7 separate regions of the Homo sapiens genome follow, and regions 1, 3, 4, 5, 6 and 7 are each linked to region 2. Evidence: chromatin loops called from intact Hi-C (ENCODE). Cell type or tissue: heart left ventricle. All regions are shown on one strand. Region 1 has its middle 8.6 kb from the start of WIPI1. Region 2 has its middle 130 kb from the start of LINC01482. Region 3 overlaps LOC105371870 (a long non-coding RNA gene). Region 4 overlaps AMZ2 (archaelysin family metallopeptidase 2). Region 5 overlaps PRKAR1A (protein kinase cAMP-dependent type I regulatory subunit alpha). Region 6 holds the start of FAM20A (FAM20A golgi associated secretory pathway pseudokinase). Region 7 has its middle 13 kb from the start of FAM20A.

Evidence for each region. Peaks named below come from ENCODE experiments on the same cell type or tissue, not always from the same donor. Only the 100,000 strongest peaks of a DNase experiment are listed, where the experiment ranks them.
Region 1: a loop joins it to region 2, with 6 times the contacts of the local background. A loop is called at or near these places in 49 of 110 quality-filtered maps.
Region 3: it touches region 2 in a loop (7-fold over the local background); 35 of 110 quality-filtered maps call a loop at or near these places.
Region 4: it touches region 2 in a loop (4-fold over the local background); 24 of 110 quality-filtered maps call a loop at or near these places.
Region 5: it touches region 2 in a loop (3-fold over the local background); 74 of 110 quality-filtered maps call a loop at or near these places.
Region 6: it touches region 2 in a loop (2.9-fold over the local background); 22 of 110 quality-filtered maps call a loop at or near these places.
Region 7: it touches region 2 in a loop (5-fold over the local background); 25 of 110 quality-filtered maps call a loop at or near these places.

Annotation. Positions count from the first base shown.
Region 1 is chr17:68,464,076-68,468,075 of GRCh38, reverse strand. It overlaps a transcript of PRKAR1A not described here. Among named protein-coding and RNA genes, the nearest start is that of WIPI1, 8.6 kb to the right of the region's middle. RefSeq lists a silencer at 1,739-1,788. In heart left ventricle, a CTCF peak has its summit at 1,749 (motif pointing right); a DNase peak (open chromatin) is centred at 1,825; H3K27ac peaks cover 2,328 bases.
Region 2 is chr17:68,758,082-68,762,081 of GRCh38, reverse strand. No RefSeq gene overlaps it. Among named protein-coding and RNA genes, the nearest start is that of LINC01482, 130 kb to the right of the region's middle. In heart left ventricle, CTCF peaks have their summits at 1,819 and 2,019; DNase peaks (open chromatin) are centred at 2,041 and 2,491; H3K4me3 peaks cover 521 bases; H3K27ac peaks cover 726 bases.
Region 3 is chr17:68,170,649-68,174,648 of GRCh38, reverse strand. The region is part of intron 1 of LOC105371870 (a long non-coding RNA gene); the gene reads right to left. Among named protein-coding and RNA genes, the nearest start is that of LINC00674, 71 kb to the right of the region's middle. In heart left ventricle, CTCF peaks have their summits at 1,847 and 2,063 (motif pointing left); a DNase peak (open chromatin) is centred at 2,058.
Region 4 is chr17:68,256,902-68,260,901 of GRCh38, reverse strand. It overlaps AMZ2 (archaelysin family metallopeptidase 2), which reads right to left. Exons shown (of 7, transcript NM_016627.5): 7 at 3,747-4,000. The coding sequence ends at 3,933. It also overlaps a transcript of ARSG not described here. Among named protein-coding and RNA genes, the nearest start is that of AMZ2, 11 kb to the right of the region's middle. In heart left ventricle, no CTCF peak of the experiment used is centred here; a DNase peak (open chromatin) is centred at 1,661; H3K4me3 peaks cover 962 bases; H3K27ac peaks cover 1,300 bases.
Region 5 is chr17:68,532,554-68,536,553 of GRCh38, reverse strand. PRKAR1A (protein kinase cAMP-dependent type I regulatory subunit alpha) reads right to left here. Exons shown (of 11, transcript NM_002734.5): 11 at 3,123-4,000. FAM20A (FAM20A golgi associated secretory pathway pseudokinase) reads left to right here. Exons shown (of 11, transcript NM_017565.4): 11 at 1-1,438. Among named protein-coding and RNA genes, the nearest start is that of PRKAR1A, 22 kb to the right of the region's middle. In heart left ventricle, a CTCF peak has its summit at 2,270 (motif pointing left); no DNase peak of the experiment used is centred here; H3K27ac peaks cover 257 bases.
Region 6 is chr17:68,597,842-68,601,841 of GRCh38, reverse strand. FAM20A (FAM20A golgi associated secretory pathway pseudokinase) reads left to right here and starts at 475. Exons shown (of 11, transcript NM_017565.4): 1 at 475-1,579. The coding sequence starts at 1,176. In heart left ventricle, CTCF peaks have their summits at 1,312 and 1,514; DNase peaks (open chromatin) are centred at 631, 1,221 and 1,882; H3K4me3 peaks cover 3,350 bases; H3K27ac peaks cover 2,740 bases.
Region 7 is chr17:68,612,158-68,616,157 of GRCh38, reverse strand. No RefSeq gene overlaps it. Among named protein-coding and RNA genes, the nearest start is that of FAM20A, 13 kb to the right of the region's middle. In heart left ventricle, a CTCF peak has its summit at 2,007 (motif pointing right); no DNase peak of the experiment used is centred here.

The DNA.
Region 1 (4,000 bases), 290 kb after region 2:
GTATATCTATAAATTAGTTGGGCATGGTAGTATGTGCCTGTGGTCCCAGCTACTTGTGGAGGCTGAGGTGGGAGGGTCAGTTGAGCCTGGGAAGTCAATGCTGCAGTGAGCCATGATGGCACCACTGCACTCCAGCCTGGGTGACAGAGCAAGATCGTGTCTCCAAAACAAATGAACAAACAAAAACAAACAAACAACAACAACAACAACCCCTGCATAATAGAGATCCCCGGCCGAAGCTAAGCAGCTAAGTTTGGAAGCAATCATATCCCAGTGTACCTAAAGAGCTGGTGGTATATCAAGAGATTTTAGCTAGGAGAATGAAAGATAAGATTGGAAAGAACAGGCCAGGAAGGAAAGCCTGGGATCTGCTTCAGATATCGAGTTCTTGAACTCCCATTTGAGCTTCATAAAGAGAGAGCTCTGTGTTGAAACTTATTGTCCAGGTGTCAAGAGTGTGACCCAGAATGAGCACAGGGATCTTGAGAGTACAGTAGGGCTTTGACTCAGTGAGAATGCTGGGGCATCGAGCACTGGTTAGATGTCCCAAGGGTTTGCAGTTTGCAGGCATCTCATAAAACTTTAGTGTTCATGACACCCACAAGGATGGCTATAGTAATTCGGAAAACAAAAACAAAAAAACAGAAAATAACAAGTGTTGGCAAGGATATGGAGAAACTGGAGTCCCTGTATGCTGCTATAGGAATGTAAAATGGTTCAGCTGCTATGAAAAACAGTTTTGCAGTTCCTCAAAAAGTTAAACATAGAATTACCAGGTGACCCAGCAATTCCACTCCTAGGAGTTCAGAGTGTTCTCAAGAGAATTGAAAACACGTACCAAATAAGTACATGTATGCACATGTTCATGATATTCACAATAGCCAAAAGATGGGAACAACCCAAATGTCCCTCAGCTGATAAATGTATAAAATTGTGATATGCGTATTCAAAGGAATACTATTCAGCCATAAAAAGAAATGAAATACCGACACATGCTACAACGTGGATGAACCTTGAAAACATTCTGCTAAGTGAAAGCCAGACACAAAGGGCCACGTATTGTGTGATTCCATTTATATGAGATATCCAGAATAGATAAATCCATAGAAACAGAAAGCTGACTGGTCATTGCCAAGGGCTTGGGGAGGAGGGATGGGTAGTAGCTGTTTAAGGGGTACAGGGTTTTCTTTCGGAGTGATGGAAATGTTTTGGAACCAGATAACGGAGGTGGATGCACAACCTTGTGAACGCACTAGATGTCACCGCGTTGTTCACTTAAAAATGGTTAACTGTATGTAAATTTCACTTCAATAAAAAATTACTCAATATAATTCTCCACATTAACATAAGATAGGAGAAAACATGGTTGGGCACGGTGACTCACGATTGTAATCTCAGCACTTTGGGAGGCCAAGGGGGGTGGATCACTTGAGGCCAGGAGATAGAGAGAAGCCTGGTCAACATGGCAAAACCCTGTCTCTACTAAAAATATAGAAATGAGCCAGGTGTGGTGGCAGGTGTCTGTAGTCCCAGCTACTCGGGAGGCCGAGGCACTAGAATCGCTTGAACCTGGGAGGCAGAAATTGCAGGGAGCCGAGATCGCACCACTGCACTCCAGCCTGGGTGACAGAGTGAGACTCTGTCTCAAAAAAAAAAAAAAAAAAAAGAGAGAGAAAACATAAATAACATTTCAATACAAGCAGAAAGGGTGTGTACTGGTGGGAAGAAACACTTCAGTGTTGTTACAGTGGACTCCAGCAGGTGGCAGCAATTAGGCATCAATCACAAGGGCCTTCATCAGCAGAAACAAAAATCCCTATGGGCAAAGCCTAAAAGGGCAGGTCCCCGCACGTGCGAGGCATTTCCGGGGACTCCCAGTAATTAATAGGAAAGGCTTTGGAGGGAGCTGTATGTTCTATAAAAGGTAGAGGAAGAAGCCGGTGAAATTTGGGTAAGTGATAACACAGGCCCATTTGCACGACAGGCCCATTTGCACGCAGAAGTCAGTAAGGTCAGGGGAAACCCAAGTTACACTGACAACCAATCTCCATGCTGACCTGCCTCTCCCAGTTCCCTCATGTAATAGGCCACTGAGTCCTATACATTCTACCTCCACCCACAGCAAGCACCTAAGTTCCAGTGTCTGACTTGAATTGACATACCAGCCTCTCACCTGGTCTCTGCCCCCATCACTCGCCCCTCTCCGACATCCTCTACTGCTGCTGTAGGGAGCTTTCTAAGATGCAAGTCTGCTTTTGTGAATCACCATTGCCTATACACTCATCACAGCTCAAGAAAGCTGAGACAGGCCGGGCGCGATGGCTCATGCCTGTAATCCCAGCACTTTGAGAGGCCCAGGCGGGTGGATCACCTGAGGTCAGGAGTTCGAGACCAGCCTGGCCAACATGGTGAAACCCCGTCTCTACAAAAAAAAAAAAAAAAAAAAAAAATTGCTGGGCGTGGTCGCGCACCGCACGTCTGTAATCCCAACTACTCCAGAGGTTGAGGCAAGAGAATTGCTTGAACCCCGGAGGCGGAGGTTGCAGTGAGCTGAGGTCACACCACTGCTCTCCAGCCTGGGCAACAGAGTGAGACTCCATCTAAAAAATAATAATAATAATAGAAAGCTGAGACAATGTGCTTTGTTTTGCCCAGAAACAATCTGGTCTGTCTCCAGACATCTGTGCATTGCCCAAGAAAGTCCAAGGAGGCTCCCAGCAGAAGGGAAGCGTATTAAACCCTCATCAAGCCAAGAGATCCCATAGTACAAATGTTCAGCCAAAAATGTTAGCAGCAGAAGGGACCAGATAGACAAGGAGTAACTTATAAAAATAACCCGGCCGGGGCCGGGCGCGGTGGCTCACGCCTGTAATCCCAGTACTTTGGAAGGCCGAGGCGGGCAGATCACGAGGTCAGGTGATGGAGACCATCCTGGCTAACACAGTGAAACCCCGTATCTACTGAAAATACAAAAAAAAAAAAATTAGCCGGGCGTGGTGGCGGGCGCCTGTAGTCCCAGCTACTCAGGAAGCTGAGGCAGGAGAATGGTGTGAACCTGGGAGGTGGAGCTTGCAGTGAGCGGAGATCACGCCACTGCACTCCAGCCTGGGCAACAGAGCAAGACTCCGTCTAAAAAAAAAAAAAACCCACACTTCCTCACCCTTTTCATTCTTAAAATGCTGTTTTTGATTGGTATACAAGACAGTTTTGGGGGGATGCAATGTCTTTAGACTCAGAATTTCATAATAGGAAGTGATCATTTTGTCCAGCTGTTCTTACACCTCGTTCTATGAAACGCTGGGCTCTGATAACACCTACAGGTAAAGTATAAGAGGAATAAACCTTTTCAATGTTAGGTGTTTTTTTTGTTTTTTTTGTTTTTTTTTTTGAGACAGAGTCTCGCTTTGTCGCCCAGGCAGGAGTACAGTGTGCGGCGGCACGATCTCGGCTCACTGCAACCTCCACCTCCCGGGTTCAAGCGATTCTCCTGCCTCAGCCTCCCAAGTAACTGGGACTACAGGCACGTGCCACCACACCCAGCTAATTTTTGTATTTTTAGTAGAGACGGGGTTTCACCGTGTTGGCCAGGCTGGTCTCGAACTCCTGACCTCACGATCCATCCGCCTCGGCAATGTCAGTTTTATTAACTTCCTGCAGCAAGAGGGTGTGCACATCAAGTGAACCATGAGGCATCTCAGTAAGAGGCTGTGGGAAAGGGCTTTTTGCCAGGTTTGTGTTAAGTTATGCTAGGAAGGGAAAGGTAGAAGAAACAGGAATCAGGTCAGGAATGGATGTGTTGTGAAGCAGGTGGTTTCATCATCGGATATCTCAGAAATTTTTGTTCAGCAAGTGGAGAAATCGAGTGGGTCTGGGAGAGGCTTTGATAAGAAAGGATTAGATATGCCAATGTCAGTAATTTTGCAGCTACAGTGTGGCCTTGGGTTAAACACAGTTTTCACCTGGCCTTGTGCTGGCCTTGTTTATGACTGTTGGGAACATT
Region 2 (4,000 bases):
TTTGTGTTTATATTAGGAAAATATACCTAGCACATTCAATAGCAATGGAAATGGACAGTGAACAGTTGGAGTTAGGGAAATATTGAAATATCTGGCTGGATGAGTTGCAGAAACTAGAGATACACACCAATAAATATGTCCTCTCTGCTGTCTATAGAGATGACGTAGCTTCTACTTCCTTCCTTAGCAGACTCTCTGGGATTTTTTCCTCCTTTGCCATTTGAACAGAGAATCCCAGAGAAATCCAATTTCCCCCTTTTTCTTTCCAGCAAGAGCAAACACCAAGAGACTTGGCCATTTCTTATCCTCCTCTTCCGTGCTTTCTGAGTGTCTATAAAGGAGAGATTCTTGGTGTTTGAAGACCACAGATGCCTCCTTCAAAAGTCACATGAAGGACTGGGCCTGTGGGCCTCGTGGCTCATGCCTGTAATCCCAGTGCTTTAGGAAACCATGGTAGGAGGATCCCTTGAACCCAGGAGCTACCCAGGTGTTTGAGGTTACAGTGAGCTGTAATCATGCCATTGCACTCCAGCCTGAACAACAGAGCAAGATCGTGTCTCAAAAAAAAAAAAAAAAAATTACACGAGGTGAAACCCCAGAAAATTCATCAAAATATCAAAATAGTGTGGAGTCTTGTGGAGTCTTTTTTTTAAAAAACAGATTCAAATAGGAGAGCTATCCGGACTACCCATTCCTGCTTCTAACTTCTGCCAGAAGTACTGGACAGAAAAATACCAATGTCAAAGGACAAAGGGTGTCACTCCTGGGAAGGAGCTCTGACCAGCCTTTTAAACTTTGCCTTACCTTGCATGGCAAAGAGTTCTGATTAGAGAATTGCAAACACTTGCAGGCGAATATCCTGCAATAGCAACAACAGCAACCCTGGGAAAACACCCTATTTACTATGAAACGTATTCTACATGTCTTCGTTATGATGGTACTGGGGGAAGTCATACAATGCATATGGTAGGCTGGTAGCAACACATCAGAATCTAACCCAATGTTACAAGGAATATAACTAGAAATGGTAATGCACCTGGTCCAACCTGAAGTGTTGTTGAATCCATATTAATGAATCAAATGAAAAATTATTTATATCTGTTAATGTTCAAAAATATATTTTTCACCTATGCTAATGTTGCTATCAGTTATGGTTAGGTTTTGTTTGTTTGTTTGTTTGTTTGTTTGTTTGTTTTTGAGACGGAGTCTCGCTCTGTCGCCCAGGCTGGAGTGCCGTGGCACAATCTCGGCTCACTGCAAGCTCCGCCTCCCGGGTTCACGCCATTCTCCTGCCTCAGCCTCCCGAGTAGCTGGGACTACAGGAGCCCGCCACCACACCCAGCTAATTTTTTGCATTTTTAGTAGAGACGGGGGTTTCACCGTGTTACCAGGTGGTCTCAATCTCCTGACCTCGTGATCCGCCTGCCTCGGCCTCCCAAAGTGCTGGGATTACAGGCCTGAGCCACCACGCCCGGCCAAGAGTGATGGTTTATGTGTCGACTTGGGCTAGTACCAGTTATTTAACCAAACACTGGTCTAGATGTTGCGGTGAACGTATTTTGCAGATATGATTAACATCCAAAATCAGCTGACTTAAAGTAAAGGAGACTATCCTAGATAAAATTTGTCGACCTCATTCAATCAATTGGAGGCCTAAAGAGAAAAAAACTGAGACTTCCCAGGGAAGAAATTTTGCCTCAAGATGGCAACATCAACTCCTGCCTGAGTTTGCAGCCTGCGGCTTGTCCTACAAATTTCCAACTTTCCAGCCCCTACATTTGCACCAGCCAATTCCTTAAAATAAATTTCTCCATCTTATGCACGCATATGCTCTTGGTTCTGTTTCTCTGGGGAACTCTGATTGATTTATTACATTTTGCTAAAAAATAATTCCGGGTGTCAAGACACAACCCAGGCCTGATAGTGCTGCTTTTTGTTGCAAAAGGGAACCAGTCCCATTTGCTCCATCCCTCGGAACTGCTGATCATGTCAAGTAGGGCTCGGCAGTGCTCACACACAACTCAAGGTGGCGTTCATGCTCTACTAGAAAGAGCCAGGCTTCCTAGTTGCCGGCCACGCCTCACAGACTTTTCCCCTCAGATTTCAAGACAGCCCAGTGACTCAGCAATGGGAAAGAGAAAGCATAAAATTTGGACCGTGAATACTGCAAACATATCCAACACTATCAACAGGAAAATTCACTTTGGGAATGAATGCTTTCTTGGGAGCCCCATTTCTTTGGTAGGATTTAACCTACTCTAAGCAAATAGTCACTCGGACAGTCCTACAAAATCCCCCACATAATAGGAATATGGTTAACTCGCCATTTTGTCTTGTTTCTGCCTGCCACAAAAGCTAGGCCACCTACTCATTGTTCTAGATTTTCTTACTTTTCAAGTTTTCAGGGTTGTCTTTTGGAAATTTAAGCCCCTGGAGCCCGAGGGTGCTGCACGCATGCCTGCATGTTCATGCACACAGGGCATGACTCACCCTGACCCCAGGATGTCAGCTGCCCTACCCGCGGTCCTGGAGAGACAGACACTGCCTGTGCCTGCTCTGCAAACCCCTTGGTTAATCCTGCTGGTGGCCAGGACCATAACCTGCCATTAGGCCATGTCCTTGACCACAGAGTGCAAAACAGTTTAATGGTACAGGCTTGTTTAATCCCTGTATTGTTTTGCAAGATAAGTTTGAGATGTCTTTACTTTTTAAATTTCTGCTTTGCATGTGGGGAAACAGGACCAGATATGCTGAACGTAACGCAGTGATTCAGAATTAGAATGAAGGACTCTTACCTTCAGTTAAAGGTGCTAACCTCCCTAAATCTCTCCCACGAAAGTCTTCCCTTTTCCCCGCCACTGCTGACCTTCACCGTATACATATAGTATTTGCTTGTTTATTTTTTAGAGTGTACACATTTACATAAGCACACAGATCAATGTCTGTGTTCCTGCAGTTTTAAACCATGTGCCAATGGTGCAGTGTTACTGCCATGACCCGAAATTAGAATCTTTTACATTAGAATCTGACTTTTACAATATACACACAGTCTCCCTCTTAAAGATACATAATTCAGAATAGCAGGTGGAAAGCCCTGAGAAATCCTATCCAAAATAAAAAATGTAATTCTATTTAATCACATAATTTCTTAATTTACTTGAACAGAGATCATTTTTTTTGCACTGTACTCTTTAATTTAACATCAGTAACATTCCCTGTAGCACCCTTTTGGAAATGCTGAATAAAATTAGAATTTTTTTATAACATAAAGTTAGGTGTGTAGACAGTGACCACCCCTCCCCTCCAATAGTCCACCTTACTATGCAGAGGAATTTCAGAGTTCACAGAATTAGTCTTAGAGATAGTTGGATTTCTGTGGCTTCCCAAAGCATCCCAATGGTTGACAAAAGCCAAATCCCATAGCAGTTTTCTAATCCTGAAATTAAGGAGCAGAGATCAGCTTACGTGGGTTAAATAGCACTCTCTTGGACTTTGGATAGGCCCTTCCCTTCCTAAGCACACAGGCATCTCCCAAGGTCCCCTTGAGGCCCCTCCAGCTGTTCCAGCCTTGGCATCAACAGGTGACTCCCACTCCTAATCCTTTGGAAATGTCCTCCAGCCATTTTCATTCCCTTAATTCTTGAAAGGTGACTTGATTACTGGGATATTCCTAAAAATCCACTACATTTTTTACTTTTTTTTAATTTTCATTTTAAATTCTAGGGTATATGTGCAGGATGTGCAGGTTTGTTACATAGGTAAACAAGTGCCATGGTGGTTTGCTGCACCTGTCAACACATCATCTGGGTATTAAGCCCAGCATGCATGAGCTATTTTTCCTAATGCTCTCCCTCCCCACATCCCACTCCCTGACAGGCCCCAGTGTGTGTTGTTCTGCTCCCTGTGTCCATCTGTTCTCATTGTTCAGCTCCCACTTATGAGTGAGAACATGTGGTGTTTGGTTTTCTGTTCCTACATTAGTTTGCTGAGGATAATGACT
Region 3 (4,000 bases), 590 kb after region 2:
TTTTGACATAAAATAGTTGGAAATTTGAACACTTACTGAATATATAAAGATATTAAAGAATAATTGTTTTAAGAAAGACAGAGAGAGATAATGTGTAACCAACCCTTAATAAAGAAAAACCAAGCAGCCTATCTATTATTAGAGAAGTCTACAGGGTATGCTGGGAGTCCTAACCCCGGCTCGGCCATCAGTGTGCTGTGTATGTGGCCTTGGCTGAGTCCCTTTCCCTGCCCAGACCTTGATTTTCCCATTTATGAAATGAAGGAAGGGACCCAAGGGGCCTGTTTAACTCTGGCCTGCTTTTGCTTTGTCTTGTCACGGGCAGCCATGGATCCTTTAATTCGGGGCTTGTATCAACACCACCATGCGTCCACAAGAGTATAAAATGGGCAGAAGAGTGCTTGATGGGCACAAGCCCAGAGCTGTTGGTTTCTGCAGAACCCAGAACAGGAAGGGTCACCTCCCTGAGGCATCTGGAGTGGAGAACCAACTGCATAATCCCAGGTAGGCTGAGTCAAAGCCAAGGGGAAGGAGAGAAACTGCTGGAGGACTTCCTCCCACAAAGCATGGGCACGTGTTATCTACTCACCAGGATGCTTCGACCTTGTTCTGATGCATGGGGACTTCTGGTGAGTTCCCTGGGCCTCCATCCTGGTCTGGTCACCTTCTCAGGACTCCAGTTGAGTTGGGCTGTGTTTGACAAACCCTTTTAAGTGAGTGCAAATAAACAATGTCACTGGATTCCTGCATCACTGACCCCTCAGTTCCATGTTGCTGGCCTCTGCCCACCTGCCCTTCAGACACTGTCATCATGAAAGTATCATCCTTAGCATGGAAACTCACACACTGTAAATGCTCCATGTAAAGTGGTGAAGGGGTGGAGAGGGGAACCTCCCTCATGGACCATCACAGATGCTAAACATTCTCTTGAAGCCTGACAAGCTTTCTCCAGAAAGCTGAACTACAATACCAACCATCTGCTACCAACACCAACGAGTGTAACACATGAACTAAATAATCGAGAAGGACACTTCCGTTTAAGTGGGTACTACAGAGCAGTAGCGAGGCCCACGTGTTAGTGTCAAATCTGGATGCAAATCCTTGCACTGCCTCCTACCAGCTCTATGACTTTGGGTGTTTCTTAACCTTTCTGCAGCTTATTTAGTAACAATGCTGTGAAGATGAGATGATTCCCTTCATACAGTGTTTGGCATCATGCCTCACCCACTGGGAGGGTTCAATGTGTGTCCACAATTATTTTTTTTGAGACTGGGTGTCACTCTCACACCCAGGCTGTGGTGCCATCATAGCTCACGGCAGCCTTGAACTCCCAGGCTCAAGGGATCCTCCTCCCTCAAGCTCCTGAGTAGCTGGGACTACAGGCACGCACCACCATGCCCGGCTAATTTTTGTAATTTTTTTTGTAGAGAAGGGGTCTTGCCATGTTGCCCAGGCTGGTCTTGAACTCCTGGGCTCAAGTGATCCGCCCACCTTGGCCTCCCAAAGTGTTGGGATTACAGGCGTAAGCCACCACACCAGATTCTTTAGGCGTTTCTTAAACCTCTCTGCAGTTAATTTAGTAAGAGTGTTGTCAGCCAGGCACGGTGGCTCATGCCTGTAATCCCAGCACTTTGGGAGGCTGAGGCAGGCAGATCACTTGAGGTCAGGAGTTTGAAACTAGCCTGGCCAACATGGTGAAACCCCATCGCTACTAAAAATGGAAAAATTAGCCGGGCGTGTTGGCACTCGCCTGTAATCCCAGCTACTCAGGAGGCTGAGACAGGAGAACTGCTCGAACCTGGGAGGCAGAGGTTGCAGTGAGCTGAGATAGTGCCAACTGCGCTATAGTCTGGGCGACCTCCCTGTGCTCCTGGTGTTGGGGGACCAACAAGATGGAATCAGGAGCCAGAAACCGAGTCCCAAGTCTCAGCTCTAACTGAGTATTATGGGGGTATTAACGCCCACCTCCCAGGATAGGGAGCACAGAGCAGGGAATTCTTAGTATTGAAACCCTGAAACGCCGACTTCCTGTACATGAGTCGCTGCTGTCCTCTAGTGGCCACTGGATAAATTGCACAGCACGCTGGCCTGAAGAAGGGGAAGTGGGAGATGCTTTTCCCCACTTCTGAATCTACCTGATGCTGGGGTTCTCAACCATGCTCCACTCATGACTTCCTTCTGAATCTACCTGATGCTGGGGTTCTCAACCATGCTCCATTCATGACTTCCTTTTCATAAAATGTATTTTGTATAATTACAGTAATTTTTAAACATTTTAGGCAGATTTACTGAGGTACTGACATATAATAAACTGTGCATATACCGAGATTACAATTTGGTATCTGACCCTTGGTATACAGCTCAAATCATCACATTCAAGATAGTGAAGATATCCATCCTCTCAAAAAGTTTCCTCATTACCCCCGGTGATCCTGCTTTCTGCCCTTTCTACTTCCCCATCACCCCCAAACAACTACTGATCTGCTTTCTTTTTCTTTTTTCCTTTTTTTTTTGAGACGGAGTCTCGCTCTGTCACCCAGGCCGGAGTGCAGTGGCGCGATCTTGGCTCACTGCAAACTCTGCCTCCCAGGTTCAAACAATTCTCCTGCCTCAGCCTCCCAAATAGCTGGGACTACAGGTGCCCGACACCATGCCTGGCTAATTTTTGTATTTTTAGTAGAGACTGGGTTTCACCACTTTGGCCAGGCTGGTCTCGAATTCCTGACCTCATGTGATCCGCCTCCCAAAGCACTGGGATTACAGGTGTGAGCCACCATGCCTGACCCTGATCTGCTTTCTGTCATCATAGGTTAGTTTATATTTTCTAGTGCTTTCTAGACATGGAATCATACAGTGTGTACTTTTTTTTGTCAGGCTTCTTTCACTCACCATAATTATTTTGAGATTTATCCATGTTGTTTTGTGTGCCAACAGTTCATTACTTTTTAAATTTTTAATTATAGTTTTTGTGGGTACATTGTAAGCGTATGTATTTCTGGGATACCTGAGATGTTTTGATACAGGAATGCAGTGCATAATAATCACATCATGGAAAATGGGGTTTCCAGACCCTCAAGCATTTATCCTTTGTGTTACAAACAATCCAATTATATACTCTTATTTTTATTTTCATTTATTTATTTATTTTTGAGATGGAGTTTCACTCTTGTTGCCCAGGCTGGAGTGCAGTGGTGCTATCTTGGCTCACTGCAACCTCTGCCTCCTGGGTTCAAGCATTTCTTCTGCCTCGGCCTCCCAAATAGCTGAGATTACAGGCACGTGCCACTAGGCCCAGCTAATTTTGTATTTTTAGTAGAGACAGGGTTTCACCATGTTGGTCAGACTAGTCTCGAATTCCTGACATCAGGTGATCCACCTGCCTCTGTCTCCCAAAGTGCTGGCATTACAGGCGTAAGCCAGCATGCCCAGCCATTAGTTATTTTTAAATATATAATTAAATTATTATTGATTATAGCCACCCTATTGTGCTCTCAAATACTAGGACTTACTCAATCAGGTTTTTTTTTTTTTTTTGGTACCCATTAACCATCCCCACCTCCCCTCATTACTTTTTATTGCTGAGTTCTATTCCACTGTATGAATGTACCACAATTTGTTATTAATTCAGAATGATAGTAATTTAAAAAATCAATATAATGCCCTAACTAGAATATACAACAGAACCTAACTCAAAGGCGAGTTCTGTATAAAGGCTCAGGGAAGCTGGGTGTGATGGCTCACACTTGTAATCCCAGTGCCGAGGCAGGTGGATCACTTGAGTCCAGGAGTTCGAGACTAGCCTGGGCAACAGAGCCCCTCCCTCCTCAACCTCTACAAAAATTTTAAAAAATTAGCCAGGCTTGGTGGTGCAGGTCGGTAGTCCCAGCTACTCAGGAGGCTGAGATAGGTAGATCACTTAAGGCTAGGGATTTGAGGCTTCAGTGAGCCGTGATCGTGCTACCGCACTCCAGCCTGGGCAATAGAGTGAGATTCCCCCCAC
Region 4 (4,000 bases), 500 kb after region 2:
CCTCAATAGATTTTGTTTCAACTATTTTCCAGTAGACTTTTTTTTTCCATAATGCTTTCTTTTAATGCCTCAACTAGTCGGAAGAGCTTTACTAAATATTGCAACTCTTGGCCGGCCATGGTGGCTCACATCAGTAATCCCAGCACTTTGGGAGGCCAAGGCAGGCAGATTGCTTGAGCTCAGGAATCCAGACCAGCCTGGACAATGTGGAAAAAACCCCATCTCTAAAAAATAAAAATAAAAAAAATACACGGGGCATGGTGGTGCACACCTGTAATACCAGCTACTTGGGAGGCTGAGGTGGGAGGACCACTTGACCACGGGAGGTGGAGGCTCCAGTGAGCCGTGATCATGCCACTGCACTCCAGCCTGGGCAACAGAGCAAGACCCTATTTCAAAAATAAATAAATATTGCACCTCTCTTTTTTTGGTACTAAGGCAGAAGTATATAGACTGATTTCTCCAACTTTGAGCAACCCCAGATGACTCTACTTGAACAGAAAAGAAATTGACAGTTTAATCGTGTATAATCCCTTGTAAACAACCCGGGGGAAAAATGGTTAGGTTCTGGTTGGTGATATTTTACTTCAATGAGGTCATGCAGCACAGTGAAAACAACGAATAACTCAACATTAGGGAGACTTGGGATCTGATCCCATTTTTGCCATTGGTTAAACAACAAGCAAGTTTACTCGGCTGCTGCAGGCTTGTGTCCTCATGCATGAAATGGACTAAATAATCTCCACATTATTAATGCTTTACGACTCTGCTTTCCAAAAATGGAAATGCATTTGAAGACAATACCAGGCCCTTGAAAATGAAGACGGGAGGGTAAAAAACAAGCTGCAACAGAGAACAGTATCAAGCTTTTAAAGAAACAAGTTAACACCGAAGCCAGAGGCCTTTAATGTAGACATTAAACGGTGTCTACATACACCCTTTCAGCTTGAATGTCAACACCGGCTGTACTGACAGAAGATTTACATGACCTTTTCCTGAAATAAGCCTTCCTCTCCTAGTAACTCAATACCACGGGTACATTTTTCCAGGTACACTAGAGTTGGGTACTGGTCTAGAGCTGCACTGTCCAATACAATAGACACAAGCCACATGGGGCTGTTGAGCACTTGAAAATGTGGCCAGTTGGAAGTAAGATGTACTGCAAGTGTAACAAACACACGGGAATTTGAAGATGGTACAAAAAAAGGACATAAAACATTCAGCATTGATATTGATTGAAATAATATTTTGGATGCATTGGATTAAACAGAATATACTATTAAAATTAACTCCACCTGCTTCTTTATGCATTTGCTAATACGACTACTAGAAACATCAAGCTTACATATGTGGCTTGTATTATATTTTTGTTGGACGGTGCCACTCTAGATATCAGAATCTACAAAGTGACTGAGATTCAAACTCTTCAATGAAGCACTTTTTAAATGCTCTACTTGAGAATTAATTCCACTCACTGCTCTGCTGCCGTCGCGGTCCTGACTTTCCAAGGCTGTGCCCAGAGCGCGGCACACGTGGCTCTCACACAGGCAGGCCTGCACGGCACGCAGCAGTGGAGGAGGTTACCCTGGGTCGCTGACGCCAGGGGAAGCCAAGCGACCGATCCCACACTTCTGAGCCCCGCCGGGGAAGTCCCCGGGCGCGGAAACAGGTGGTGCGCCGGCGGTTCGCAGCTGCTGGGCCCGCCGGCCTGGGCGCAGCCGGGGACAGCGACGCGTTTCCTGCCCGGGAAGGGCCCGAGCGCAGGGCCGGCTATAGCGGTCCCGCAGCTGCCTGCTTCGATTTTAGCACTGCTGCTCCCAAGAGGGAGCAACGCGGCCCTCTGTCCCTCGTAGGGCTTGAAATGTAAATTATTCATATCAGGGGAATGTGTGCTTCAAAAAGCAAGCTGGACAAGAACCGACGGGTAATCCTCGACAAATTCTTCTACTTAACCCTCACCATTAGAAGTCTGAGGCCTGAAAAATCTCTTGACCGGAGAGATACTAACTCCACAGGTGCCCAGGATCAGGATCTATGACATAAATGAAAAACATTCCAAATTCACTGATTTTTAAGAGTATTTAGATAGTAGAAAATTATTAATTCTCTTTATTAGCTCAATACTTTGTTCAGCCAGCATTTGCAGAGCAAAATCTGCGTGGATTTATTTAGTGAAAATTATCTTTTAAAACCACAAAGATTTAACCATAGTACATAAAATTTAGTTGCAGTAAGCAAATTATATTTTTAAGCTGAACCCTAAGAAATTATCCAAAAATATATAGTTATACACAGCACTTATGATTGCTGAACAAATGAATCATATAAAATTTATGTTTAGTTCAATTTTTAGCAAGAGTGAATGACTTCTTAGATGATTTTTCTCCTAGTCTCATAGTGCAGTGTAGACACAAATGGACCTTATTTATTCAACTAGGCAAATCTTAGTTCAAAAGAGTTTGTGACAAAGGCTGACCTACAGGACTAAAACCGTGCTTGCCTTGTAGGAAAATAAAAAAAAATGTAATCGAATGGACAATAATTTTTTAAATACATTATTCAAGGAGGAATAAGCCCTGTAACAGAATCCATAAAACACCATGCTCCATCAGTCTCTTTTTCCTAATAGAATGACCAAGTATTCTCTCCAATTAATTTTAATAGCAAACCACCATTTTCTAAAATGACTTAAATGGGTTCAATCAAGTAGAATGACTCCAAGGGAAACCACTGACTCAGATATGAAATGTGCCTTACATCATACTCCATACATCAAAGACTATACTTTCAGGGATCATTTCTATACTTTGTTACATCATACTGCATACATCAAACAATGAAGAATCCAGGTTTCAAATTACAAATACATATATACCTTTAAGTCTTACCCTCAAGGTAAGATAGGAAAGTGGGAAATGCTGTCTGCTCACTGATATTCCATAAAATATTCACTGTAATTTCTGGATTTCCAAGATACATCTATCTAGCAGAGGTGGTTTGTCAAGTCTGAGCTTTTCCACCTGTCCACCCCCGTAGCAATGGGGCTGATGTTCACACCCTGCAGACCATCATCAGCATTCATGGCACCCCGACAGATAACCCCATTAAACTCTCTCCCTGACTCAGGTAAACACTTCACAATGTAATGTGAGGAGGACATTATTACTGAAATAAACCTGAAAGCCGCTCTAAATCTATAGAAAAAGTGCAACACTCACAAATATAAATACCATTACACACTATTTGTAAGATCCCTCATAAATGACTATGTTATAGCTGAGACCTGCAGCGGAACTCCCACCACCAAATGTTGTGGTAGTGTAAGGACCATTGTTATTTTCACTTGCAAATATTCCTGATAGGTCATATTTTAAGCTGCTAAAAACTGATACAAGCTGTTCATTCTTTCAGGGATAAGGTGACAACCAGCAAGAGAAAAAAACAAGGTAATGCACTTGAGACAGTAAGGTAGGCTCTCGGAAAAGGAGGGCTGTGGTGATCAGAGCCCACGGACGTCCAAAAATGTGACTTGGCTGGGCCTAAAAGAGGGGAGCGGCTCTTCTAAAAACAAAATCACCCCCTGGAAATTATGTTGGTTGGTTCCTTGGGGCATTGAACGGTTCTTTTTCAAGTTATTTACTTGCTCGTTACCGCCAGTCCCAGCTTTCTTGGGAGACCTAAACATATTTGGGGAATGGAAATAATGTGCTTGCTGCCACAGACCAGGCCAGTAAGATGAGAAGATAAAGAGTTTCTAGAGTTTTTATTATTCAAAATGAGTTTCATTTCAATTCAGGTACTTGAAAGAAGGTTCTAGTCTGTTACTTTGACACAGCACAAGATCAGTAGTTTATTCCAATGAAGTATTCCACCCAAATGAAAGCATAACATGCAAGTAGTTATTTATTTCAATCACTCCTATTTGAAGGTCCTCATTTTTGGAGAACAGCCAGGCATTTTATTATCCACTCTTTCCATTCCTTAAAGGCTTCCACGGGTT
Region 5 (4,000 bases), 230 kb after region 2:
GCCCTCTAGATGCCCCTCCCTGTGACGGCTGGCTCAAAAAAGACTAAGTCAGGTTTTTTATTGAAGCCTCCCTTAGAAGAAAGTGTAGTAGGGATTCCTTGTCTCCTCTACCTTCTCCCTGACTTGTTGATATCTGAAACTCCTTTTAATAGGAGGCTTTGTTTCTTATTCCATAATTAATGACCGAAAACACAAAGGACAGTAAGGTCTTCATTCCATGGAGTGACTAGTCAGTCAACAAAAGTAAAAATGCCTCATTTCATCAAATCAACTTTTCCAGTAAAGGCCAGAGTTCAAATACTGTAAGCATGAGAATAGAATGGAGCTGTCACTAAAGAGAGTACAAGGTCAAGAACCAGAAATGTCTCCAAGCTTTCTGCAGTGTGAGCAAAGATAGCCTCGACTGGACAAATAACACTTCTGACCCCGTGGTACCCCCACATGACTGGTATGCTGCCCCTGGACTTTGTGTCTCTCTAAAATCACTACCATTCACTGAGATCTGACCAGGTGAGGCACTCACCAACGCTACAGAAGCAACACACAGGTTTCCAATCCTCTCAAACACAGATACAACCCCCATCCTCCAATGTGCATGGAAGAACTTTAAATCTCAGAGAGAGTAAGCAAAATCACACAATTTAGTGGTTTAGACCTATTCCAAAGTCTTCTTTTCACTGTAACACAAAACCCAACAGTATCCCACCCAATTTATGAAGTCAAATTTGTTTGCTTAAAAAAAAAATCAGCTGGGCATGGGCTCACACCTGTAATCCCAGCACTTTGGGCCTAAACAGGCAGATCGCTTGGTCTCAGGAGCTCGAGACCAGCCTGGGTAACATGACAAAACCCTGTCTCTACAAAAAAATACAAAAAAAAAAAAATTTTTTTTTAAATCAACTCTTTAACAGAGAAACCTTAATCCCAAAGATTTCCTTAACTGTTGTGGCCCTACTGCAGCATAGGGCTCCCCACTTCATTCACTGTCTCTCCTGCTTCAAGATGTTTCTTCCCTGTGGATGAAGAACCAGGAGATCACACACAGAAATGGGAAAATATCTGGGTAAAAACATTCAAAGAATAGCACAAAATGGTTTGGGACTTCCAAATAAGACTCTCAGGAAAGCAGGCTACAGCTCTACCTCAAAACCCGCCACCTCCTATAACGAAGGACTGGTTTTCCAATGGCCTATATACACATTTTGCTGCACTCTACAAACAGAAAGCAATAGGCTTGAATTTCACCATGATATGTGGTACACCTACCTTATTATTCACTTATCTTTCAACCTTCCATTACTTTTTGATTAGTAACAAAATTAAGACTCATTTCTCAAAAATATCAGAAAACCAACCGTTTCATTCTTACTCGAGTTCTTCCAGCATGTTCATTTTGAACTGTTTACCTCCCATGAAATAAAAAGTCTCTTGACTCTGAGAACTTTTCAAGTTACTACTGACAGCAAACTAAAAAATGAACGGGAACTGTACTGATGGAAAGAGGCATTTGGAAGAATTCGTTTTAGCCTTCTCAAAAGCCAGGAAGACAATATGAGTTTGAATATTACAAAAAAATTAGTCATTCTCTTACGAGTTAGTTTTATGTTCCATAAAGTCACCACAAACACTGCATTGGCAAATACTGAACATTGCTCCTAGGGGAAATACAGGGTTAGGTTGCTGGGAGTCTCTAGTTACATTTTTATTGACCGATCAATACATAATCTTGCTGTGTGCGTGTTTTATGTTAACGCATGTTTAAGACACTTTATTTAATATATACTGATTCATTAACATTGTACTCATGGCAAACAGCACTGTAACCCAGACCTAAAAGAAACATCCAATATACATATTTTCTACATATGGCACAACACAGCCTTCTTTCACTTAGGAACACTAGTCAGCACTTCATCACTACACTTAGGGGCTTTTAATAGTGAAATCACCAACAACAAAAAAAATACAAAAATGCAAAAAAAAAAAAAAAAAAGGCACTAAAAAGACCCAAGAAAAGGACACTTATTCACAGTATGAAAGATGAGCATCCCTTTGTTCCACCTCAGTTGGGAACATGTGTGTTGGGAGGCTCAAACTTTTCACTTCCCAGCTCATGTCTGCAAAAGCCCTGTGACTATTGATTTTGGGGTTACAAATAAAGTTTAGCAAGTAGGTAAATTACAAATACAGAATCCATGAATGATAAGGATCAACAGTTAACTCATTTGAGATTAACGAAGATTAAAAAAAGCCCACCATCTAGTGGCAACCTTTAAAATCACACAGCTACTTAAGCAAAATTGGCAGAACTTTCACAAAATGAAAAAATCTTACTCAGTGGTTTTGGTTTTAGGTGTAGTCCAGATGAAGTCACAGCTCTGAACTTATGTCAAGAAACAAATGTTAGCGGTACATGTACATAACAATGCTGCTTTCTATGTAAAAATCACATAGCATAGGAAGGAAGAGATTTAAGAAATTCACATAGCTACAGCGTTTACTGATAGCTATTATAATAATACCTTTGGGAGACGGGCACGCTGGCTCACACCTGTAATGCTAGCACTTTGGGAGGCTAAGGTGGGCAAACTGAGCTTAGGAGTTCGAGACCAGCCTAGGCTACATGGCAAAACCCCACCTCTACTAAAAATACAAAAAACTAGCTGGGTGTGATGGCACACATCTGTAGTCCCAGCTATTCCAGAGGCTGAGGTACAAGAATCACTTGAATCTGGGAAGCAGAGAGGCTGCAGTGATCATGCCACTTCACTCTAGCCTGGGTGACAGAGTGAGACCATCTTAGATAGACAGATCGATAAATAGACAAATAGACAGATAAAAACGTACCTTTGGGGACAAATTAAATGGTTATCTAGCCATTGCTTCTTGATGTTGTCTTAGCCCATCTAAACATACACTGCCAGGGCCTAACATAAGTACAAAAGGTTCAGCTATTATTTGTGGTTAGAGATAAAGTAGTATGAAGAAAACTGACATGCTACTTCAATTTTTAAATGTCAATATTTAAATCATTAAAAAATAAAAGAAACAAAAAAAAGAGTCTACTTGGGCCACTGTTTAGAGAGAATTCAACTATAACCAGGACTGTCAACCCAGAGAAATTTTCTTTAGTTACATTTTATTGTGACTCTAAAGGTTTCATACTCCAGAGGACGGGGGGAAGGGATTACTGAATCTAGAAAAGGTACACATGTTCAAAGCAACACAATTTAAAGAATGCTCTTCTAACATACAACATATCTCCAATTTCACTGGATGTGAAGAAATACCAATACACTAATGAATACAACTTAATCATCTCACTCCTCAGAAATCTAAGAGCATCAGAAATAAGGCTTTATATATGAGGCTTTATATATGCAAAATATAAAAGTATCCCTAAGTAACATTAAATGTATATATTAAATTTAAACCAAAGAGTATGCTAATCTAGAAATGATGTTTCCCCATTAAGTCTGGGAAAGTTCCAAGGCCACAGAACCAATCTGTCTTCAATCAAAAGGAAATCTTTAGCTTTTGACTGAATTTTTTTCTTTCCATGACTAAGTAAATAAATCTGCTACATCTCAATTACCCTTTAAGCAAGATTTTGAGATCCACTCTTTGACAAACTGAAAAGCACTGAAAATAAACATTGCTCTTTCAAAACACCGATCCCATAATTCACTTTCCCCCTTTTCATTTTTGCCCACCCGAGTAGACTTTCGGGGAAGGACAGAGAGAGGAAAGACGGAAAGGAGAAAGGGAAGAAAAACTGATTCATTTAAGAATTTAAATTATTTCATCTCTTTTTATTACTTGACCTACCATTAAGACAATCTATAACAAAAAAAGTATATTAGCACACATGGTATAATCAGACTGGTAATCAGGAAGCAATACAAAACGGTCCTTTGGCCATCTATACTTTCTAGAGCAGTAAATCTCATAAATTCACTTACCAAGCCCAGGAATAATGACTTTTAAAGCCTTGAATATC
Region 6 (4,000 bases), 160 kb after region 2:
CCTTCCAAACAGGAAATCAGCAAGATTCTAGGTAAAACTGATACCTTACTTTTAAAGGTCAAGCTCTTTCCTTCACCAAGAGCGTGTTTCCTGAGCACCTACTATGTGCCAGGCATGTGGTAGGTAGTTGTTATGAATCTTGATGTGCCCTGCGCTCTGCAGGGGGGCGGAGGTGGAAGGGAACACAAAGAAAGAACAGATACCAACACTGCCACCCCCGCCTCCCCCCACCCCCCCCCACACACTCATTTGGCAAAGCTTACAGGAAAAAAAGGGTTTTAGGGGGCTTGTGGTGGTTTTTTTTTCCCTAAAAATAATAGAAATGGTAAAAAGAGGCTTCGGACCCCTCGCGTGAGTCCCTTAAAGTGACTGGATTGAGACCTGGGCAGGGAAAGTGGGAGGCCCGAGCGAGGGGGAGGGCGCAGGCAGTGGGTGGGTGACAAGGTGCAAGGGCAGCGCCGGCTTCGGATCGGGAGTTGGCCGTCAGCTGCGCCAGAGGCAGGTGCCAGCGGAGAGTGGGTGGGGGTGCCGGCGCCAGGCCAGGCTCGGGGAGGCCCCGCGCTACCTCTGCCTCTAGGAGTCCAGGCGCACAGACAAGCTCCCCGGAGCCGCTCCTGCTTCGCCAACTCCCCACTCGCGCCGCCCGTGCCAGCCGCCGGCACTGGCGTCTCCGCCGCCCGCAGGAGGAGTCGCGGGAGCACTAGCAGCCGCCGCCGAGCGACAGCATCCTCAGGAGAGACGCCCCGGGCTTTGCAGCCGGCGGCCTCCGTCCGCCCTCCGCGGTCGCCCCCCGCCCCGTCGCCCGTCCGCCCGCGGTGGCAGCCGGCGCCGGCGCCCCGGGGCCCTTCACCTGCCGCGAGCGTCCGGGCGGGCGGGCGCACGGGAGAAAAGGCGCAAGAAGCGGGCACCCCGGGAACCCCATTCCCTCGGCTCACTCGGCGCGGAGAAGCGACGCCCGCTGACTCCGAGAGCCCCGGTGCTCCGTGCACCTGGTCCCCAAGTTGAGGAGCGACACCCCTCCACAGGGGACTAGCCCGCGCGGGGAGCATTCCGGTCTCACTGACCCCGGCCCACCCGCGGGACTCCAGGCACCTCTTCTGCCCGCACCCCGCGACCCCTCCCGGGACCCCGGAGACAGCCGGCCTGCCCCCGGCGTCCCCCTTGGCCAGCACGCCATGCCGGGGCTGCGCCGGGACCGCCTACTGACTCTGCTGCTGCTGGGCGCGCTGCTCTCCGCCGACCTCTACTTCCACCTCTGGCCCCAAGTACAGCGCCAGCTGCGGCCTCGGGAGCGCCCGCGGGGGTGCCCGTGCACCGGCCGCGCCTCCTCCCTGGCGCGGGACTCGGCCGCAGCTGCCTCGGACCCCGGCACGATCGTGCACAACTTTTCCCGAACCGAGCCCCGGACTGAACCGGCTGGCGGCAGCCACAGCGGGTCGAGCTCCAAGTTGCAGGCCCTCTTCGCCCACCCGCTGTACAACGTCCCGGAGGAGCCGCCTCTCCTGGGAGCCGAGGACTCGCTCCTGGCCAGCCAGGAGGCGCTGCGGTATTACCGGAGGAAGGTGGCCCGCTGGAACAGGTGAGGACCCCGCCCGGGACGCGGGAGAGCGGGCGCTCTGGCCGGGGCCTCCCCGCGCCCCAGTCTCGAGTTTCCTGACGCCCCCGGCCCAGGGCTGCAGCGGCTCCACCCACGGCTCCAGCCCTGGCGCTGGGCTTAGAGTGTGTTCCCCACCCGAACCCCACCAGCTGTTGCAGACCTCACAGTCCAGTCCCGGAGTCAGATAGTACGAGGAAAAAGTTTCTATTGCAGCCGCACAGCGAAGAAACGCTCTCAGCCCCTTCCCCTTGAGCGCCTGGGTCGTCGTTGAGCCCCACTCCTGCTCCCTCGTCCACTCCCGCTCCCTCGTCCGCTCCCAAACCCCACTCTCTGTCCTGATGTGGAGGAAAGCTGCCGCTGGACTTCGGGTTTCCAGAATGAGGCCCCAAACAGGGTGACTCCAGAGCTAGTTGAAATTCAGCACTTAACTGTGCTCTTTGGGTAAACCTGGGCGCCTTCCAGAAAGCATGTTTCTCCCCAAAACCCAGTTCTTTCCCTTTCCTTATTCCTCTGCCCAGTTTCAGAGATCACAAGGGGGTCATCTGAGGCAGGAAGTAAATGGTCAGTTCTCTGCCGCAGCCACCCCATTGTTCACATTTAAAACGCGGCTTGGGCCCATCCAGCAAGTATTAGAACTTGAAGGCACTTTTATCGTCTTGTATGATCCTGGTGATTTGGACTGACTTGGATCTGCGGCTTGATGCTTCCACAGACGAGAAAAAAATCTTTCAGGGAATTTTTTAAACCCAAAGCAAAATACAGAGGAAAAAATATCAAATATATTTAGGATAAAATTAAGAATCTTTCTGGAAAAGGATGGGGGTGTTAGGGAAGGCAGCACGCTCATTACTGAGATCCCTTGCTAGTGGCAGGAAGCCTTCGTATGAGTTAAGGACTCTGTTTTGAAGTACAGAACTTGTCTAAATACCACTCACATGCAGAGTTCACTATCGCACCACACCCATCTCTTTACTTAATACAAGAGATTTCAAAGTAAGATGTCATCGGTGGTTTTATGGTCCCTCCAGAGGATGAGCAGACCATAAATCTCTCTTGAAACTCAGAGCTGGGCCAATTTAACTGTTTGCTCATTATTTTGTAATGCTGAGATTGAAGGGAGAAAAAAAAACCTTCAGAAATTTTTGCAAAGGAATAAGTTGAGTTGTTGGCTGAATCACTGTGGTGAATTTCAGTAGTAACTCTACGGCTCACATTTTATGTTAGAAAGAAAGTGATTCTCAATTCCACGTTAACTGTGTGCAGTAATAAAAGGCAGTTTGAGATTGCTTCTCAGACACTGTCATTTTCAATATTATCTTTATTTCGTCAATAACATGGAAGTCTGGCTTAGTGAACCAGGAAATTTTGCCCTTAGAAAAAGTATCTATATGTCTACTATGGATCTGAGAATGAGAGACTTTGGACAAAGTCACTTGCTTTTGTAAATGTGATCAGCATTCATTTAGTCACATTTCTGTGGTCTTAAACTTCCCGGTGTTACTTTGGACCCGAAGCAAAGTCCAGGGGAATATTATGGCAGAAAAGCAAAAATCTTTCTCACCAAACTGTTCTACAATCAGTTTTAAGCTTGATTTCTACACCATTATGTGTCAACAAAGACAAAAAAAACTCGCAAAAACACACATACTTTCTGACCAGAAATGATCTTGGTCATTTAACAGAAGATCAAGTGGGGGCTGGTGACCTTACTATATTCAGAGATCACAGAGTAGTTTTGTGTGGTTGCTCAAATGTGACATTTTCCCAAGTAAGGTTTGTGGGCCACAACAGGAGGACCCGCTGCACTTATAAATGTTAAAACTGGACCTCAGAGGCAGAGAACACTCTCCTTCCACCCAAACTGGATAGTAAATGTTAACATGAACATATTAATAAGCAGATGTGTTGTTACTTATATCAGGGTTAAAAATGAAACACAAGGCCGGGCAGGGTGGCTCACACCTGTAATCGCAACATTTTGGGAGGCAGAGGCAGAGGGAGGATCACTTGAGCCCAGGAGTTCAAGATGAGCTTGGGCAACATAGTAAGATGTCGTCTCAAAAAACAAACAAAAAAAATAGCCAGTGGTGACACATACCTGTAGTCCTAGTCACTTGAGGGACTGAGACAGAAGGATTGCTTGAGCCCAGAAGGTTGAGGCTGCAGTGAGCCATGACTGTGCCACTGCACTCCAGCTTAGGTGACAGTGAAACCTTGCCTCAGAAAAAAAAAAAAAAAAAACCATACAGAAGATTCATTAGCCAGGGTGAATTTGAGCCACACTCAGAGTTCTATTGTGAAAGGGAGTCACTCATTACCTTAAATGAGAGTGCTCCCTGCCAAATATGAGGATGTAGCAGTGCTGATGAAGACAGGGGGCCTGCCATTATGTGCAGGGTCGAG
Region 7 (4,000 bases), 150 kb after region 2:
GTGTTTTTTCTCGGATGACATTAGAATCTTGACTCCAACACTTGATATTCGGCCATGTTTTAAGATAGAGGTTTAAACTTCAGGTTTTGGAATAAATAAATAAATAAATAAATAAATTTTAAAAAAAGCTAGTCCCCAGAAGAGACTGGAAATAAAATATCTACTGCTTTAAGAGAAATAAAAAGATGAGTATGCCCTAATTCCAATGTTTTTCTGTCTTTCCTTTTGAAAAGATTGCCTCTCTAAATAAAAGAAAGATGACAGCCTTTTAAAATGCCTTTTATCCTCAGATCTTTTGACGTCACAGACCTTCCTATTTTAATGGAGCAGCACCTTCTAAGAATTCATCAATGAATCGTAACACAAAAAGGAAGGGGAAGAGGAGGTCCGGAGTGCAGGAAGATTCCAAACTGCTGTCCTAAATGGCAAGTGTTATGCAGACCACAAGTTTGCTCAATTCAGAGATGCCCAGAAGGCTAAGCGTGGATTTCTGGTTATCAGCTTCCGTGTGTCAGCTTTCGGCTGGGAGGTCTGTAGCTTACCCATAGAACATAAATTAACTTAGGTTTCTGTGTGATGACTTTGCCCTCCTCCTGAGGCTCTTTATTTTCTCTTACTGTTTCCTTCTCTGTAGTGCACACAACTACTTGGAGTTTGTGAACCATGGGTTCAATCATAACTTCAAGATGATCAAATCAGCATTTTTGAATGTAGTCTCTCAGTTTTCATATGCCAAGTACATTTTTACTTTCCTTTTATTTCTAAAGTAGTGTAAAGATCTTTGCATAAAAATCATAAAATACTAGTAAGTAAAAAAAAGGAAAAAGAAAATTCAGATTATTCATAAATCCCACCACCCAAAGAAACCAATGTAAAATGTTGCTATATATTTATTTATGCATGCAATGGGTTGAGTGGTACTCATCCCTCACCTCACCTTCCAAAAGATACATCCACCCAAAACTTGTAAATGTAACCTTATTTGGGAAAAGGGTCTTTGCAAAGACAAATGTAATTATGTTAAGGATCTCAAAATGAGACAAGTCTGGATTATCTTGTAGGCCCTATATGTAATGGCAAGTGTTCTGATTTCAGACTCCTGGCATCCAGAATTACGGAAGAGCACGTGTCTGTTGCTTGTGGCAACTTTATAGCAATTTGTTACAGTAGCCTGAGGAAGCTAATATATTTATTCAGTAAATATTTATTGAACGATTGTAACTCAGATATTATACCAAGGAGCTGGTGTATAACACACCAAACAGGCTGGGCGTGGTGGCTCACACCTGTAATCCCAGCACTTTGGAAGGCTGAGGCATGTGAATCACAAGGTCAGGAGATTGTGACCATCCTGGCTAACATGGTGAAAACCCATTGCTACTAAAAAAAAAAAAAAAAAAAAAGCTAAGCATGGTGGCAGGCGCCTGTAGTCCCAGCTACTCGGGAGTCTGAGGCAGGAGAATGGCATGAACCTGGGAGGCGGAGCTTGCAGTGAACCGAGATCACACCATTGCACTCCAGCCTGAACAACAGAGTGAGACTCCATCTCAAAAAAAAAAAAAAAAAAGAAAGACACCAAACTTCTCAAAGTTTTAATCTATGCATACATAGAAATATATATATAAGTATGTTTTTAATGGGTAATGATATGATTGTTATTAACACACCTTTTCCATCTAGTGATATAAACATCTTTTTATGAAAATAAATAAATACAGCTTAATCTTATAGATAAACCATTATTTTGCTCAGTTTTCAATTTTCAAACATTACACTTATTTCCATTTTTTTCTATACTGTAATAACCATTTTTTATCTAAATATTTACATACAACTTTAATGATTTCCTCAAATTTTTATAAATGGAATTCAGAAGTCAAAGTCTGTACCAGTTACGAATTTGTTGCCTCTCAGTTCCAAACCTACCTTTCTCTGTTGGGCTTTATGAAACTGGAGCTGGACCCTCTAGACATTCCTCCTTTACCAGTTGTCACAATAATAGGCTTTGTCAATAGAGGGCGCTGGAGGAACTCTGCAAGGCAGTAGTGGCAGGAAGACACTTCTCTGGGTCCCAGTCCTCAATTTTACTTCAGCATGGGAGCCCTGCAGCCTTCACCAACTAGCTCCAACCACACTATCAAGTCGCACTCCCCACCACCACCACTCTGTGGTTGTTTCCACAGTAGCTCTGACCATGGCCTCAGGCATCGGTAGCCCCTCCCATGGGCTCTTTGACAGATCAACATGGCCTGCTATCCAGAAAGTTTCTTCACCAACAGTGGCTGTTTTTTTCCAGTGGTAAACATGCTCTCTATAACGAGGTCTAAACTTCAGCCTTGGCTTAAGGGTAGGGGAACCCTCCTAGTCCTTAGATCCACTTTTCCTCAGCTTAGATGTAGCAGCTTCTTTTTTTAATTTTTGCAGCTGCTACTTCTAGATCCCTTTTACAGGTAGGTGTCTTATCACTTTTACTAGTTAATAATTCTTTTTATTAAATTTTTCCTTTTCAAATAATTGGTATGCTTTTCATCTCCTAACTGGATCCTGACTGATATAAAGTCTGTAGGCATTTACATTACCAAATTAACCTCCAGAACAGTTTCTTCAATTTACAATTCCTTCCCCAAGTCCTAGTCAATTCTGGATATTTTGTTGTTGTTTTTTTTTTTTTTTGCAATGAAAATGTGATAAGAAACAAATGATCTATTGTCAATTGTTTTAATTTGCATTTATCTGATTACTATTAAGGTAGAGGCAAAGCTACCTGAGTATATGTAGCATTGGAAGGAGTCATATCAAACCAACAATGGTTACCTGTGGGGAAGAAAATCAGATAGGGAAGAGGAAGAAGGAAGGGAGACTTTCACTTATTACTATAAAATTTTGTCTATTGTCCAAATATTTTAAAAAGAGAGAATATTCATATATTATTTGTAGAATTAAAAATAAATACATCATGAAGATATGGTGCTACTGAGTCCTCTGTCTGCCTAGATTCTACTGCTGCTAGTCAGAGTTACTGCCTTCCTTTGCAAAACTGAGCACTCAGCTTTGAAACTGGTTTGTCCAGACCTGATACCATGGGCTCCAGTTGTGTCCACTGACTTCTCCCTCTAAGGCTGCATCTAGAACATCAAAGGGAAGTGAGGGCTTAGCATATGTGCCTAGTTATGGCAACTATAGTTCCTGACTCTTCTGGGATAGATGACTTATGATTTTTAATACCCTGTTTCATGAGTTTGACCCTAAGTCCAGATTTCCAGTTCATAAAATATGGCCAGCATACATCTGTGAAAGAACAGAGGGAGAGTGTAGAAGCCATGGGGTCCATTTGCCTTTTCCTAGTTATCAAGTGAACACTGTGGAAGGTTGTGAAATGTAGGACTTAGTCTAACGCAGAGAAAGGAAGAGAGCATGATTGGTTCACCACAGACTTAGGCTGTAGTCATGCATCTATTTCCAAAATGATTAATCATCTTTTACACCTTTCATCCTTGCTTCCAAATTTAAAAAACAAAAGCAGCACGAAGAGAGTTAAGATGATGTCATTGTATCTGTCCCCACTGTAACTTATAATTTTATGATTCTTCATTTGTCAGAACTAAAATATCATAAAAATATAAATATTTGAAATTCTCCTTCCAAGACAGAAGAGTCCTTTAATTACGCAGCCAGCTAATAGACCTCCATCAGGCTGAACTGCATTGGGAATGGAGAGGGAGACAGAAGCCATTAAGAATGGAGACTATTGCCCTATGTATGAAAGGACTGAAGTGGGATGAAATAAAGAGAAGAGAACAGGCATAGGTGGGGAGGAGTTTATGGGAATTGGGGTGAGAGGGTAAAAAGGAAAAGGAGATTACAAAGCCTGAACTTTGTGGAGAGAGACATGTATTGTGGATGTTTAGAAAGGAATACTAACAATTGTATACCTCCATAATGTAATTCTCCTTTTCCATTCCCTCAAAAATTACTGAGTGAAGACCTATGTTAATTTTCA